Linked DNA regions of Homo sapiens: region 2 is linked to region 1. A link is an interaction called in ENCODE POLR2A ChIA-PET data of the cell type or tissue named here. Cell type or tissue: PC-9. All regions are shown on one strand.

Region 1 (8,000 bases):
GGAGTACTACTCACTGCCCTACTTCCTGGGACTGGCTGGAGGAATGCTTGAGCTCTTCCTCCTTAATATACGCAGGAGTGTTTCCAAGAACACCCATTTTCACTCTCCATCCTTTCCATTGAGCAGCTCAGTCCCTCTCTTGCTCATCATTCTGTTTTATTTTCTTCATTGCACTTATAACTCACTGAAATTTGCCTTTTCCATTTGCTTATTAGCGTCTTTCTCTCTCCACCCTACCTTACCACACATGTCCACTAGAACGTTAGCTCTGTGAGGGCAGAATCCTTCTCTGTCTCATCTACCGCAGTATCTTAAAGTCCAGGATCTTGCCTGGCAGGAAGTTGGATAATGAATGTTGAATGAATGAATGCACTCAGAGTCCCTGTTGCAGACACCTCTCCTGCTCCCAGCCATCCCCCTTGCTCTGTTACCTCTTGGATCCTCTTCTGCCATTTCTCAGTGAATTCTGGAAAGTTGGTGTTCACCTGGCTGGCACTGAGTGTCCACTCAGGGCAATTCCAGGAGGGAAGGGAGAGCATGGCCAGAGAAATTACCACAAAAGCAAACGTACCTCCCTGGGGAATGGGCAGCCTGGAGGGAGGGAAAGGATGCAGTTACCCATGAGGTCCTCTAGCACTGGCCTGTCAGTGGCCCCAAGGAGGGCCTTCAATCCCAAGTCCTAGTCCAATTTATTTATTTATTTATTATGTGTTTATTTTTTTTAGATGGAGTTTTTCTCTTGTTGCCCAGGCTGGAGTCCAATGGCACAGTCTCAGCTCACTGCCACCTCCGCCTCCTGGGTTCAAGCGATTCTCGTGCCTCAGCCTACTGAGTAGCTGGGATTACAGGCGCTCACTACCAGGCTCAGCTATTTTTTGTATTTTTAGTAGAGATGGGGTTTCACCATGTTGGCCAGGCTAGTCTCGAACTCCTGACCTCAGGTGATCCACCCGTCTTGGCCTCCCAAAGTGCTGGGATTACAGGTGTGAGCCACTGTGCCCGGCCTAGTCCAATTTAGAAGCAAACCATGACCCCTCTGTTCTCAGTTGCAGAGAGATCCTATCAAGGTTCAAGGCAGACCTATGAGCCCTATCAAACTTTGGACAGGGAGGAGAGGGAGGCAGGGAGGCACCCAGACCCACACCTGGGCCTGGAGATCCAAACCCAGGAGGAAGGAGTCAGGCCCTGAGAAAGAATCTGGGGATGGCATGGAGCTCAGTGAACATACCTAGTGGGTGCCGTTCTCTACCTCAGCCCCAGAGAACCCTTCCCAGGTCCCAGGCCCACAGCGGAGCTCCCACACGTGCAATGCCCAGCAATCGATTACCCCACTATCAAGAGCTACACAGCTTAAAATCTGGATTGTCAGATTCTTTTGTGTCTTCAGAAACCAAGAGCAATCCAAGACCTTCAGGCTCCTTCTTATCGCAGGACAATAAGATATGTCCTTCGTCAGGGCATGTTCCCAGCCCAGCCCTCCTCACTCCTGCTGGGCTTCTCACTTTGGCCTCTGTGAGAACATCTAGCAGTGCCTGCCCTCCCTGCCTTCCCACTGAGGTCAAGGCAACCTGGTAAGTCAACCTCCAGCCACCCCTCTTACTAGAGGGTCAGAGGCTCTCAAGGCTTCCCGAGCCTGCCAGCTTTGGACATTAGAATTTGGGGGTAGGAAGGTGGGACAGAGGGACCGTGGCATCTTGACTGCATTTGTCACTGTGGCCCACCTAGTCCAGGTACTTTTTCTGAATACTACAAGGGTATTTTTGAATCAGTGCTTCATGAAGAAAGCATAAAGGATGATTCTTGAGAAAGAGCACATTTTATGTGAAGAAAATATAGTTTATGAAAGAGTTTTGCTGCTGAAATGGACTTTGTGGCCTGGTGAACATTAGGATGAGTGATGCCTGGGCATTGACCAGGCAAGTCCGTGGGCTTGTCTGGTTATGGACCCAGCATGGGGATTGCCTAAAGCTCCTCAGGTACATCTAATGTACAGCCATCCATGAGAACAGCTGGTCTAGAGTCACAAATCTAGACCCACAAGTCTCCACAAGAGAATGGAGAACATTACATTGTGCACATGGGGTTGGAACACAACGGTGCCACTATGTATATGTGTATAAATGTGTATACGTGTGTGTATATTTTTTATTTTAAAATTATGAATCTGTCTGCTGTCTGGGAGGTGTGCCCTACATTTCAGGTATAGGAGCAAAGTCAGACACGATCCCTGTGACAGAGGTTTCCTGTCTAGTGAGGAAGGACAATAACAATAACTAATAACAAACTCTGATTAAGTGCTGTAAAAGGAAGTTATACAGTGCTTTGCAATCATGTAACAGAAAAGACTGTCCCAGTTTAGGATGATGGAGATAAGGAACTGATGGGGACAGGAGGCAGAGAAATTCTAGGCAGAAAAGGGCAGGTCCCTGGTGAAAACCCCACCCTCAAGCCAAAAACCTGGAACTGCGGCCCAACGTGAGAACTTCTATCCCGTTTTCCTGCTTGAATGTTGCCTTTTCCTAAACTACCCATGGCCCCACCCCACCCCATCCTGTGCCTATAAAAACCCCAGACTCAGTCGGAGAGGAGCGGAGACTGTGGCTGGATGTTGGAGAGAAACGGCTTGACTTCAGAGGGACAAACTGATGGCATAACTTCAGAGAAGAATCCAGCCAGAGACAGCTGGACTTCAGGGGAAGATTACCTACCCCCACCCCCAGTCCCCTTTTCAGCTCCCCTTCCCGCTGGCAGCCATTTTCATCAGCAATAAAATCCCCTGCATTTACTATCCTTCAATGCATTCGTGCGACCTCATTTTTCCTGGAAGCTGGACAAGAGCTCAGGAGCCACAAGTGTGGATACAAAAGGCTGTCACACCGACCCTTTGTCCTCACAGGTGGAGGGCAGCTGCCTCACACAAAAAGGCAGAGGGTCCACTGAGCTGTTAACACTTAAGCTGTCTGTGGATGGCACAGCTAAAAGAGCACTGTACCATGCCCTCTGGGACTTTGGGGGTCACAGGCACCTCCACCTAGATGTTGCTGCGGGGCCCACATGGAGTTTGTTCCTGCCGGTACTGAAGCAGCCAGCTGGTTCCACCACTCATTACTCCAGTTCCCATCTCATTTGCTCGCATGCTTCCTCCCATGAGGAGTTGAAAGCAGTGGGCTGAGTAACTGAGGCACCGCTGCTGTGAGTCCCGCGAAGGGGTCAGGGAAATATCCTGCTTTAGAATATCCTGCTTCAGGCCTGAGATGTCAAAGGGACCATGTCTGACTTTGCCCCTCATAGTATCCATCATGCCAGAAACATAACAGGTATTCCATAAATGTGAGCATGACTGCCTCTGCTCTCAGTGACTCCTCCCAACCCTGACTTCCACCTCCAGCTGGTTATCATTTGTCAAGTGCCACAGCCTTGCTGGCTTCCTAAGAAAGTTAACTACCCCTTTCTCCTGCTACCACATCACTTAGAATGTAATAATATGACCATGCTGGTTTTAATTATTTATTCACTTCTCTAATTCCCCTTTTAAGACTCTCATCTCCTTGAATGCAAGAACTATGGGGGAGTCCCAGTGTCCACGCGTGGCAGGAAATCATGTGGCATGAGGATAAAGGCTGCAAGTACCTCGGTTTCAGGACTCACTAATGCTACAGCATCAAGGGTGGAGGTCGTGCCTACAGGGAACTGACAGCATTCAAAGCCTTCCGGTTACAAAGATCCAGGGATTCCCTGACCTACAAGGAATCTTCTCCTAGAAGACAGATGCCCTGGGTTGCTCCCAGAATACGATACTAACATTGCCTCCATTTTCAAATACACCAAAACTGCTCACCTCTGGGGGAAGTATAAGTCACTTAATGCTATGGACCAAATGTCTGTATCCCCCCAAAATTCTTATGTTGAAGCCTTAACCCCCAGTAGGATGTTATTTGGAAGTGGGGCCTTTGGGAGCTATTTAAGTTTACATGAGGTCAGGATGGTGACGCCCTCGTGATGGGATCAGTGCCCTTATAAGAAGAAACTCTTTTCCCCTCCCCACCCCTGCCATGTAAGGACACAGCACAGAAGGTGGCTGTCTGCAAGCCAATAGCGGGCCCTCACCAGAGCCCGACCATGCGGGCACCCTGATCTCAGACTTCCACCCGCCAGAACTGTAATAACATTTCTGTTGTTTCAGCTACCCAGTCTATTGTCTTTTGAGCAGACTGAGACACTTAGCAAACACGATGGAATGGGAAACAGGTGAGTCACTTAATCTGTCTACGCCTGAGTTTCTTCCTCTGTACCATAAGCTGAATAATCAAACCTGCCTCAAATGGTGTAGTGAGCATTACATGTTTTGTAAGTCATACGTTGCTCATTCATGCATCACCCGTACTGTTATTATCTTACAGGAAGGGGGAACAGATGAGGTATTGGGCTGGGCCCCTGTGTTCAGGCTGCTGCCCCACCTCATTTAAAGTGAATCATGGAGTCGACCTGAGATTTTCCTCTTCACCACTTTATCAGCAACAGTTTCCCCTTGTTTCTCCCCACTCTACAGGAATGAGGTATGAGGATATCAACTGCAAATAAGCCCACTTAGATCTGGAGGGCCTCTGGGAGGACACAGAGTGAAGCCTATTCAACTGCCCTGGTTGGATCTGCAGGCCTCAAGGAGGTCACCAAGGCCTGATAAAGGACAGCAGGGGGTTGCATTAACTGAAGGAGATGGGGTGCTCTCAGGGTAACTTGGAGAGTGACTAATTATGTCAGATATGCTTCCTCCAGATTTCATTAGAACACGTGGGGAATGCATGAAAATTTACAGCTGCACTCTTAGGCAAAAACCAAGGTTCAGGCATAATTGCTACTAATTATCTCATTGATGAGATTGATTGAGGAAAATATTCTTGATTATCTGCCACATGCTTTACCCTCTAAACCAGAACTTGCCAGGTGACCTTATCAATTATCCATCGAAGTCCATGGCTACATCGCTGTGAAAAACAGTAGGCCATCATCTGACTCCCCACCTTCCCACTCTATCATTGCCTCTCTTGATTCCCTAATATTAATGTGCATAAGAATCATCTGGGGATTCTGTTAAAATGTCCAGAACCCTGAGAGGTTCTGACCTTTTAGTAGGTCTGGAAGAGCACCCAGAAAAATGCATCTTTGGTTTGGTTTTTGTTTTTGTTTTGTTTTGGAGATAGGATTGCATTCTGTCACCCAAGCTGAAGTACAGCCTTGCTGTACTTCATATAGCTCACTACAGCCTCGACCTTCTGAGCTCAAGCAATCCTCCTGCCTCAGCCCCCCAACTAGCTGGGACTACAGGTGCAAAACACCATGCCCAGGTTTGTTTGTTTTTTTTTTTTTTACTTTTATTTTTGTAGAGGTGGGATCTCACTATGTTGCTCAGGCTGGTCTTGAACTCCTGGGCTCAAGTGATCCTCCCACCTTGGCCTCCCAAAGTACTAGAATTATAGGCACGAGCCACCACAGCTAGCCAAAAGCTGTGTTTTTGTTTTTTGCATTTATTTTGTAGTCAAGTGAAGCAGTGGGAGCAGAGAAGGAACAAAGAAATATATAGCTGGTTGTGATTAGTTGAAAAGGTGTGTTTCTAACTAGCACTTCAGATGATGCTAAGGCAGGTGGTCCAGGGTCCACACCAGGCTACATTCTTTCAGAGATGACAGTCTTGGCTTGTAAGACAAGAAACGAGGAGAATTCCAGAACTCTGAATTTTTTAATCACTTAACAAGAAATATAAATGAGTGGAGAGGATAAAAGTGGTCAAAACTGTTCATGATGAAGGAAGTGAGTGGTCTTTACAAAATCACACTGCCCAAAGAGGAACTGCAAATGACTCTTTTTTTTTTTTTTTAATGACTCTTTAGCATAGACTGAAATACCAGCAGTTGGAATAGGGCATCAGCCAGATGGCTGGGGGATGAAGGACATTCTAGTCACCTTGCATGTTAGGCACCGTTGACTAGATAGATCCCTCCTGGTTAAATGATAAATAAATGGAAAACCCTGCAGGATTCAGGGCCGTATAAAATCCTGCAACAAGAAGGGAAAGGTTTCCCTGCTCTGAAGACTTAGGGGAAGAATTTTCTGTAAGAAGCAAATGAAAACTATTGGGTATGCTTATAAAATATTAATGAGGATACAGCTGCATTCTAGATTAACTTAGGATAATTTTTTTTACAAAATTCAAATAGAAGACAAAATGGTAACTTGAATAAATGAGACATATACCATGTTCTATGAAAGAAAAATTCAGTATTATGAAGGTGCCAATTATCACGTTAATTTATAATTGTAATACAATTTCAATCAAAATCCCAATGAGATTGTTTTATCTAATAAAATTCATTTCAAATTAATGTAGAAGAATAGAAAATGAAAATAATTTAGAAAAATTTTAAAGGAAAGGATAATGAGGAAAATCATACCCAACCAGATGAAGTCCACTACAAAGTTATTAATTTTAAAACAGTGCAGTATTAATTGAAGACATAACAAAGAGATTAATGGAAAAAATAGCAGCCCAGAAAAAGATAAATCCCAGGGTATAAAAGAACTTAATATGTGATGAATAAAATCATGATTCGCAATGAGGAATGAATTTAATCAACAAATGATGTGGAGGAAATTGGCTGTTAGGGAGAAAAAAATAAATTTAAAACCTAACTTTACAACATATACCTAAATAAATTCCAGGTGAATTCAATGCTTAAATTTTAAAAATCTTAGTAACACAATACTTTTTAATAAGATGATTTTATCTTATTTATTAGCTACACAGTACTTTTTAATAAGGCAATATTTATTATTTATTAGATGTAGGAAGAATTTCTAAGCCTAAAATTAGATTAAGTTTGAAAGAGCAGAAGTGATAAATTTTACCATAGAAACATAAAATCTTTGGCATAGAAAAATATCTTAATTAAAATGAAAGAGACACTAAAAATGTTTATGACAATAAGGACAAAGTTTTAATGTTCTTTACATGCATTGAATTCCTTGTAAACTAAGAAAAACATTGACTTCTGGATAAAAATGTCAGATTGCACTCTCACTCCCTCTTAAAAATCCAATAAACTGACATTAAAATGTATTTTAGAAGCATAAATCACAAGGATTAAGAGAATGGAGCAGGAGACAATCACAGTAAAATTTTGGAAGTTGAAAAGCAGATATAGATTGGTAACTGATTAAACAGCCGTGGAGAAGCAGAATCTTATGCTAGCAATAGGTAGATGGCAATATTCTGAAAAACACACATTCCAAGGAATTGATTCTTAAAGTGGGATATATGTGAAGCTAAAACAAGTTCAAAGTCCTCTTTAAGCACCAGCCAGGTGACAGTCCTCCCTTCTTGGCAGAAGACTAGGTGTTTATCCTCTGGAAAAGGCAAAATACAGGGTCTCTGGTCCACAAGAAAACAGGTAGATTTGGTTCATGTTAAAAACTCTCAATAAACTAGTTATTGATGGAACATATCTCAAAATAATAAGAGCTATTAAATCCATAGCCAATATCATACTGAATGGGCAAAAGCTGGAAGCATTCCCTTTGAAAACTGGCACAAGACAAGGATGCCTTCTCCCACCACTCCTATTCAACACAGTATTGGAAGTTCTGGCCAGGGCAATCAGGCAAGAGAAAGAAATAAAGTGTATTCATATAGGAAGAGAGGAAGTCAAATTGTCTCTATTTGCAGATGACATGATTCTATATTTAGAAAACCCCATTGTCTCAGCCCCAAAACTCCTTAAGCTGACAAGCAACTTCAGTAAAGTCTCAGCATACAAAATCAATGTGCAAAAATCACAATCATTCCTATACACCAACGATAGATAAGCAGAGAGCCTAATCATAAATGAATTTCCATTCACAATTGCTACAAAGAGAATAAAATACCTAAGAATACAACTTATGAAGGACCACTTCAAGGAGAACTACAAACCACTACTCAAGGAAATAAGAGAGGACACAAACAA
Region 2 (8,000 bases), 150 kb after region 1:
CTATTCTAAAGTTTGTCACAATTTATAAAACAAATCGAATGAAAACAAGATACTTCAATCATCTATAGTTACATGTTAACATCAAACTCTTGACACAGAGAAACATAGGCTAAAACTCAGAAAAACTCGGATGCCATAGAACCATAGACCTTAACAATACAACTAATTATGTAATAACATGCTAATGAAAACTTCTGAGAAACACGTATTAAACAAAAGTATTCCTATGGTAATACTACAAAAAGCCTATAATAAACAGGAAGAAAGAAGGGAAGAAATAGACCTTCATATCACAAACACTTTTTGAAAAGTTAAATAATATAACTTTTTAGATTATAGGGAGTTTTAAATTTTTAGGTAATATCTTAGGCTAAAGCCACTGTTAGATTAAAAGGTTAGCTTGAAATCACTACTTTAAGTTAAAATCTGATAGCCTGCAAACTAATCTATAATTCTATAGTAATCCCCACCAAAATCACGGTGGTAATTTTTTACATAATTGGACAAACTGATCCTAAAGGTTACATACAAGAATAAATGCATGAGAATCATTTTGAAGCTTCTGGGGAAAAAAGTGGGAATTTGCCCTGTCACATACTAAATTATACTATAAAGCTACAGTAATTTAAATAATTTCCTATTAGTATAAAATTAGACAAAAGAGCAAAGAAACTAAAGAATCTAGATATAGCTGGGTACAGCAGCTCATGACTGTAATCCCAGCACTTTGAGAGGCCAAGGCAGGAGGACTGCTTGAGGGCAGGAGTTCAGCTCCAGCCAGGAGTTCAAGACCAGCACAACATAGCAAAGCCCTCATGTCTATAACAAATTTTAAAATTAGCTGGGCATGGTGGCGCACACTGTAGTCCCAGCTACTTGGGAGGCTTGAAGCAGGAGCATCGCTTGAGCCCAGGAGTTCAAGGCTGCAGTGAGCTATAACTGTGCCACCACACTCCAGCATGGGTGACAGAGACCCTGTCTCAAAATCAGAAAAATCTAGAAACAGACTCATGAATTTATGAGGTTTTAATATTTGCTAAAATGTATAACTAAAGATGGGAAGGCTGGACCATTTTATAAACAGTGATGGGACACTGGGCTATCCATTTGAATAAAAAATAGTATATAATCTAATACTGCAATTTTAAAAAATCCCAAATGATCTAGTGATCAATAAATTATTGAAGTGTTAAAGAAAAAAAAAACAGATTTTTTTAAAAATCTTGGGATATAGAAGGTCTTCATAAGCAAAACAAAAATTCAGAAGCCATAAAAGGAGACAATCAACTTAGCAACATGGAAAGAAGAAAACATAAATAAAATTAAAAGTAAGCATCAGAGTAAAAGATACATTTGCTACATATAATGAAAAGCTAATGTCCAGAATATATAAAGAAATCCTACAAAGCAGTAAGACACAGACAAGTTAAAAAAAAAAAAAAAAGAGACAAGAAAATGATAAGCAGTTCACAGAAGAATTACAAGTGATTAAAATACATGAAAAAATGATCAATCTTTAGTTAACAGCCAGGTAACTTTTTTTTTTTTTTTACCCCATCAGCCTGTCAAAGAAGTTAGTTTTCACCCAAAGTAGAGAAGTAGAGAGGATCAATGATCTAGCGCCTCTTTCAAAAGAGGAAATGGGAACACATTATTTTGCCTTAAGTTACACACTTATTAGTATAGCCTGGATTCCTTCTAGGAAGTTTTAGCCCTAGATAAGCTGTGCTCTTAACAACTCCCTTATACCACCTCCTAACTAAGAACCTATTCTACATAAATAGTGACACCAACATAGCCAAGTGTTTGGCTATGTTCTACAGCAATATAAGAGTAGAAAACTGCAGGCCGGGTGCAGTGGCTCACGCCTATAATCCCAGCACTTGGAGAGGCCGAGGCAGGTGAATCACGAGGTCAAGAGAGCAAGACATCCTGGCCAACATGGTGAAATCCCGTCTCTACTAAAAATACAAAAATTAGCTGGGCGTGGTGGCACATGCCTGTATTCCCAGCTACTTGGGAGGCTGAAGCAAGAGAACTGCTTGAACCCAGGAGGCGGAGGTGGCAGCGAGCCGAGATCATTGCACTCCAGCCTGGTGACAGAGAGAGACTCCGTCTCAAAAAAAAAAAAAAGAGTAGAAAACTGCAAACAGTATACTGTCCATCTGTCCATTAATAGGACAATCATTAAGTAAATATGATATAACATAAGGTATGTTGATCAGAATGTCTATTCTAGTTATACTTTTTAAAGAACAGCAAGTATGAACATACAATTACTTTCATTAAAACATATAAACCCTGTATGCATATATATTTGTTTCGCTAAGAAAATAAACACATGGACGTTTAGACACCAAAATGTTGTTATTTCACAAAAGACAAAACGGAGGTAGGAGACTACTAATTTTTTAAAGAAAAATCCATATTATCTAAATGCTGCAAAAAAAAATGTATTTTTTCACAATTCAAATGGCCCTTTAAAAAAAGAGGAAAATTGTTTTCATTTCCTTTAGAAAAATTAAATTACTTCTCACTTTTGCTAATAATTAGAAGAAAAATACAACGAAATAGTGTCTTCTTGTGAATCTATAATTATTTCAAAATAAAATTAAAAAAAAAAAAAAGAAATGCCCAGATTTGCCACTATCAGTTTTCAGCATATATACAGTTAGGAGTTTAAAGCTGACTTCTAATAGGTCCCCCAACTTTAAACATCCCAAAACTGTACCTGTAGAAAACACAGACTCAAATATCGGTTCCAATAACAGAAAAGTAAACTGAAATAATCAAATGGTGCTATCTACACTTCTAATACCTTTGATTCTAAGATATCATTTCTTTAACTACAGGTTATTAGAGTTTTAGTGAAATAATTTATGGAATGTTGGGAAGGAAGCAATACATTGGGGCTTATGAATAGAAAAGCTTTCTAGAAGGTAAATTACCATAAATAAAAAATGATATACTGATGTTTTGCTTTTTGATTGTTTCTGTTTTTTAATTTTAAAAAAGTTTACAAGAGTATGTATCTTTCAGTTTAGGGGGAGGTTTAGAGGAACAAAAAAGGGACAAAGGAGAAAGAAATCCTTTAGATAGTTAATACAAAAGTAAGTACATTTGTGCACCTCTAGCACCATGGAGAGAAGCCACAGAAGCCAGCTGCCAAAAGTAATCTCATAAATGGTAAAAGGTAGGAGGAGGGTAGTCTGATGTGGTAGAACACTGCAATACAAGGTCAAAGAGTTGACTGACTCACCTCTTTCACAAAGTAACTATATGATCTTGGATAAGAAATCCAAAAGAATTTGATGTACTCATCTGAACAATGAAGAAACACAAACTTTTAGGGAATTTCAAGTACAGAGCAATTTCCTAAATGTATTATAGTACCCCTCTGAACTAAGCTTTTAAAATAAGCTTTGAAATCGACTCTCCAAAATACCCTTGCCCAAATTTTCATTTAGAGAATAATTTTACTTAATAAGCCAGACAACTAATATTAAAATTAAAACTAAACAGGGCGGCGCGGTGGCTCATGCCTGTAAATCCCAGCACTTTGGGAGGCCAAGGCGGGCGGATCACCTGAGGTCAGGAGTTCGAGACCAGCCTGGCCAACATGGTGAAACCCCGTCTCTACTAAAAATACAAAAAAATTAGCCGAGCGTGTTGGTGCATGCCTGTAATCCCAGCTATTTGGGAGGCTGAAAAAGGAGAATTGCTTGAACACAGGAGGCGGAGGTTGCAGTGAGCCGAGATTGTGCCACTGCACTGCAGCCTGGGCAACAAGAGCAAAAACTTCGTTTCAAAAATAAATAAGTAAAATAAAATAAAACAATGCATTCAAATAATAAGATTTAAAATGTTACAAGACATAGAAATATCTTTTTAAATGAAAAGGGCAAGAAAAGCCAATGATTTCCTGAGTGGGGTGCAGGAGTCCTTAGAATTAATTTGGCAGGGAAAAAAAATATTCATTTTTAGCCATAAACAGTGGCTTACACCTGTAATCCCAGCACCTTGGGTGGCCAAGGCAGCAGGACTACTTGAGGCCAGGAGTTCAAGACCAGCCTGGGCAACACAAGGAGACCTTGTCTCTATGAAAAATTTTTAAAATTAGCCAAGTATGGTGTTGTGTGCCTGTGGTTCCAGCTACTTGGGAGACTGAGGCAGGAGGATTGCTTGACCAAAGGAGGTCGCGGCTGTAGTGAGCCATGTTCACGCCACTGTACTCTAGCCTGGGTGATAGAGTGAAACCCTGTCTCAACAACAATTCTGCAGGCACGCTGGCTCACACCTGTAACCCCAGCACTTTTGGAGGCCAAGGCAGATGGATCTCTTGAGGCCAAAAGTTCAAGACCTGCCTGGGCACCATGGCGAAACCCTATCTCTACCAAAAAAAAAAAAAAAAAATTAGCTGGGTTGGTGGCACATGCCTGTAGTCCCAGCTACTTGGGAGGCTGGGGTGGGAAGATTGCTGGAGTCCAGGAAGCAGAGGTTTCAGTGAGCCTAGATCACACCACTGCACTCCAGCCTGGGCAACAGGGCAAGATCCTGTCACAAAAAAAAAAAAAAGCCTTTTCATATACATGATCCAATCCTCACAGTGACTTGGTAAGAACACACTATATCCTTTATAAAATATGAAACTGAAGCTAGAGTGTTAAAGATACAATTCAAAAACAGGACCCAACTTCAAAACTCACGCCCTTTCCAACATGGTAAGACAGAAGTCACGATTACTGATGTTGGAGCTATGTATACTTGGAAGTGGAGTGCAAATGCCCAAAGAATAAAACGACATTACTTTTTAAAAAGTTAAACTCTATGGCAAATTTTTACCTTATTACTTGAGTTCTTGTTCTCTACATCAACTGTAACTAGTAACTGTGACATGTGTAATAATGCTCCTGCATCACCAAAAATCTCACATACCATGTAGTAAGTACACAAAATAAAAATCATACAGTCAAAATTATGTTTGAAAGTGTCTTATCACTTATAAAGTGTTGCTGTATACATGGTTTTGTGTTTAGGGTCCTGTTCAAAACATATGTGTAAGAATACATGAGAGGCTGGACACAATGGCTCACACTCACAGTCCTAGCACTTTGGGAGGCTGAGGCAGGCAAATCGTTTGAGCCCAGGGGTTCGAGACCAGCCTGGGCAACATGATGAAACCCCATCTCTACAAAAATGAGCCGGGTGTGGTAGTGCACACCTGTAGTCTTAGCTACTCAGGAGGCCGAGGTAGGAGGATCACCTGAGCCAGGAGGGAGAGGCTGCAGTGAGCCGTGATGTGGCACTGCTGCACTCCAGCCTGGGGGAGACAGTGAAACCCTGTTTCAAAAAATAATAATAATAATAATAATAATAATAATACACGAGAATGTAAGGTAGTACAGACACTACAGAAAATAGTTTGGTGGTTATTAAACTTAGAATTAGTGTATGACCCAGCAATTTCACTCCTAGGTGTATATTCAAAGAACTGAAAGGACTTGAACAGATACTTGTGCACCAGTGTTCCTAACAGTATTTTTGACAATAGCCAAAAAATGGAAAGTAATCCAAGTGTCCATCAATGGAGGCATACACAAAATGTGGTATATCCATACCATGGAATATTAGAATATATTCAGTCATCCTCAGGAACGAGATGGCGGTTCTCTGGAGGCTGAGTGCCCTTTGCAGTGCCCAAGGAGGTCGAGCTCTGTTGCTGTGAACGCCAGTGGTCAGACCTGCTTATATCTCAGCATTTCTTCAGGACCGACCTATCCCAGAATGATGTGGAGTACAGCACATACACTTGTCACCGAGCCACCATTCTGGTTCCAAGGCTGCATCTCTCCACTGGACTAGCAAGAAGGTTTTCAGTGTTTTGCTCCTGGGTCTGCTTCCGGCTGCTTGTTTGAATCCTTGCTCTGCGATGGGCTATTCCCTGGCTGCGACCCTCACTCTTCATGGTCACTGGGGCCTTGGACAAGTTGTTACTGACTATGTTCATGGGGATGCCTCGCAGAAAGCTGCCAAGGCAGGGCTTTTGGCACTTTCAGCTTTAACCTTTGCTGGGCTTTGCTATTTCAACTATCACGATGTGGGCATCTGCAAAGCTGTTGCCATGCTGTGGAAGCTCTGACCTTTTTGACTTCATACTTTGAAGAACTGATGTAAGCCTCTTTGCCTCTGCTTGTCATGCCATTAAGCTCACAATAAGGAAGAAATAACAGATAAGTCTGTTGGTGGACAGCCTTCTTCTCTTAATCACAAGGTTATTTTCAGAATTTAATCTTTGAGGAAAAGGTTTGAGAGGAACTATATCTAAGAAATTGTGAGACTGAGTTCTGTATTCTGGTGAGTTAATGGGGTTGCCTCCCAGCTTCTTATAAGACTCACAGTATAGCTAAACATGATATATGAGCTTTTGCCTTTTAATTTATCAATCTCTTAAAGAGAATCCAGCTTTATTACTATTAGTATATGATCAAACTTCCATATTTGCCCTGGGAATAATGGACAAAGGGAAATACTCTTAATTCATGAATAAAAACTTTGTAGAAAATTAGACAGTGATTAATTTTCGAAAACTTCCCTCTCTAGTCAGTAGATACCACCTACTGATGGTTACATATACCAGGGAAATTTTAAAATTAGGAAGTGCTGATATCTCACATTATAAATTTCTAAATCCTAGGGAGAAATGCTTGGAGTGCTTCTGAATATAGAGAAGTTCCATTTAAGGGCAAGTTTCCCCTTGTAGACGTATCAAAATATTACCAATTGTAAACTTAGATTTATTTCTCAAATGTGTTCTACTTGTTCTAAAACAATCTGTCCACAAATATAAAACTATAAGTAATAAATTGTTATTTTCGCACAATGGGAATCTCTAATGTGAAAATGTATTCTATGAAAATAATTTTTTTAAATAAAATGTTGTATAATAATAAAAAAAGACTATATTCAGTCACAAAAGGAATCAAATTCTGATACATGCTACAACATGAATGAACCCTGAAAACACTATGCTTTAAGTGAAATAAGCCAGTAACAAGAGGACAAATATTTTATGTTTTCACTTTTGGTTTCTTGTTTTTGAGACACAGTCTCACTCTCTCACCCAGGCTACAGTGCAGTGAGTGGTGGGATCATAGCTCACTGCAGCCTCAAAATGCTGGGCTTTATAAAGCAAATCCTCCCACCTCAGCCACCTGAGTAGCTGGAACCACAGGTGTGCACCACCACACCCAGCTAATTTTTTAAATATCTATATAGATGGGGTCTCCCTGTGTTGCAAAGGCTGGTCTTGAACTCCGGGCTCAAGTGATCCTCCCACCTCAGGCTCCCAAAGTGCTGGGATTACAGGCATGAGCCACCATGACCAGCCTGATCTCACTTTTATGAGGTATCTAGAATAGACAAATTCAAAGATACAGAAAGTGGAATAAAGGTTACTAGGGGGCTGGGGGAGAAGAATGGGGAGTTATTACTTAATTTAACAGAGTTTCTGTTTGAGATGCTGAAAAAATTTCTGGAAACAGACAGTGGTGATAGTTAAATAACAATGTGAATGTACTTAATGCCACTGAACTGTACATTTGAAAATGGTTAAAATGGTAAATATGTTACATATATTTTGCCACAATAAAAAAGTCAAAAAAAGAAAAATATGCTGTATACACTTAACTATAGTACATAACAGTACTTTTATAAAATTTTGAAATGATTACTATATTTAATTAACCCTTTAATTTTTTGCCAATCTAATAGATGAATTTTTAATAACTTAAATATGTAGCTAGTGCAAGTCCACTGAATACAGTTACACAGAAATAATACTCCTAAGTATATACTATACAACCAAAGTTATATATACACTGTAATTATACATAATTGAAAGCTATTTATAGATATGAAATACACACACAGACACACACACACACAGACACACACACACATGCACACTTTGGTATTGTATAGCATCTTAAAAGTTTCCATAA

Evidence for each region. Peaks named below come from ENCODE experiments on the same cell type or tissue, not always from the same donor. Only the 100,000 strongest peaks of a DNase experiment are listed, where the experiment ranks them.
Region 2: POLR2A ChIA-PET joins it to region 1 with 8 read pairs; 1 of 35 experiments calls an interaction of 5 or more read pairs at or near these places.

Annotation. Positions count from the first base shown.
Region 1 is chr7:135,287,807-135,295,806 of GRCh38, forward strand. All of the region lies in intron 3 of LOC107984123 (a long non-coding RNA gene), which reads right to left. It also overlaps the pseudogene SLC23A4P. Among named protein-coding and RNA genes, the nearest start is that of STRA8, 58 kb to the left of the region's middle. In PC-9, no CTCF peak of the experiment used is centred here; a DNase peak (open chromatin) is centred at 4,255; H3K27ac peaks cover 906 bases.
Region 2 is chr7:135,438,794-135,446,793 of GRCh38, forward strand. The region is part of intron 1 of CNOT4 (CCR4-NOT transcription complex subunit 4); the gene reads right to left. It also overlaps the pseudogene SDHDP2. Among named protein-coding and RNA genes, the nearest start is that of CNOT4, 67 kb to the right of the region's middle. In PC-9, no CTCF peak of the experiment used is centred here; a DNase peak (open chromatin) is centred at 3,188.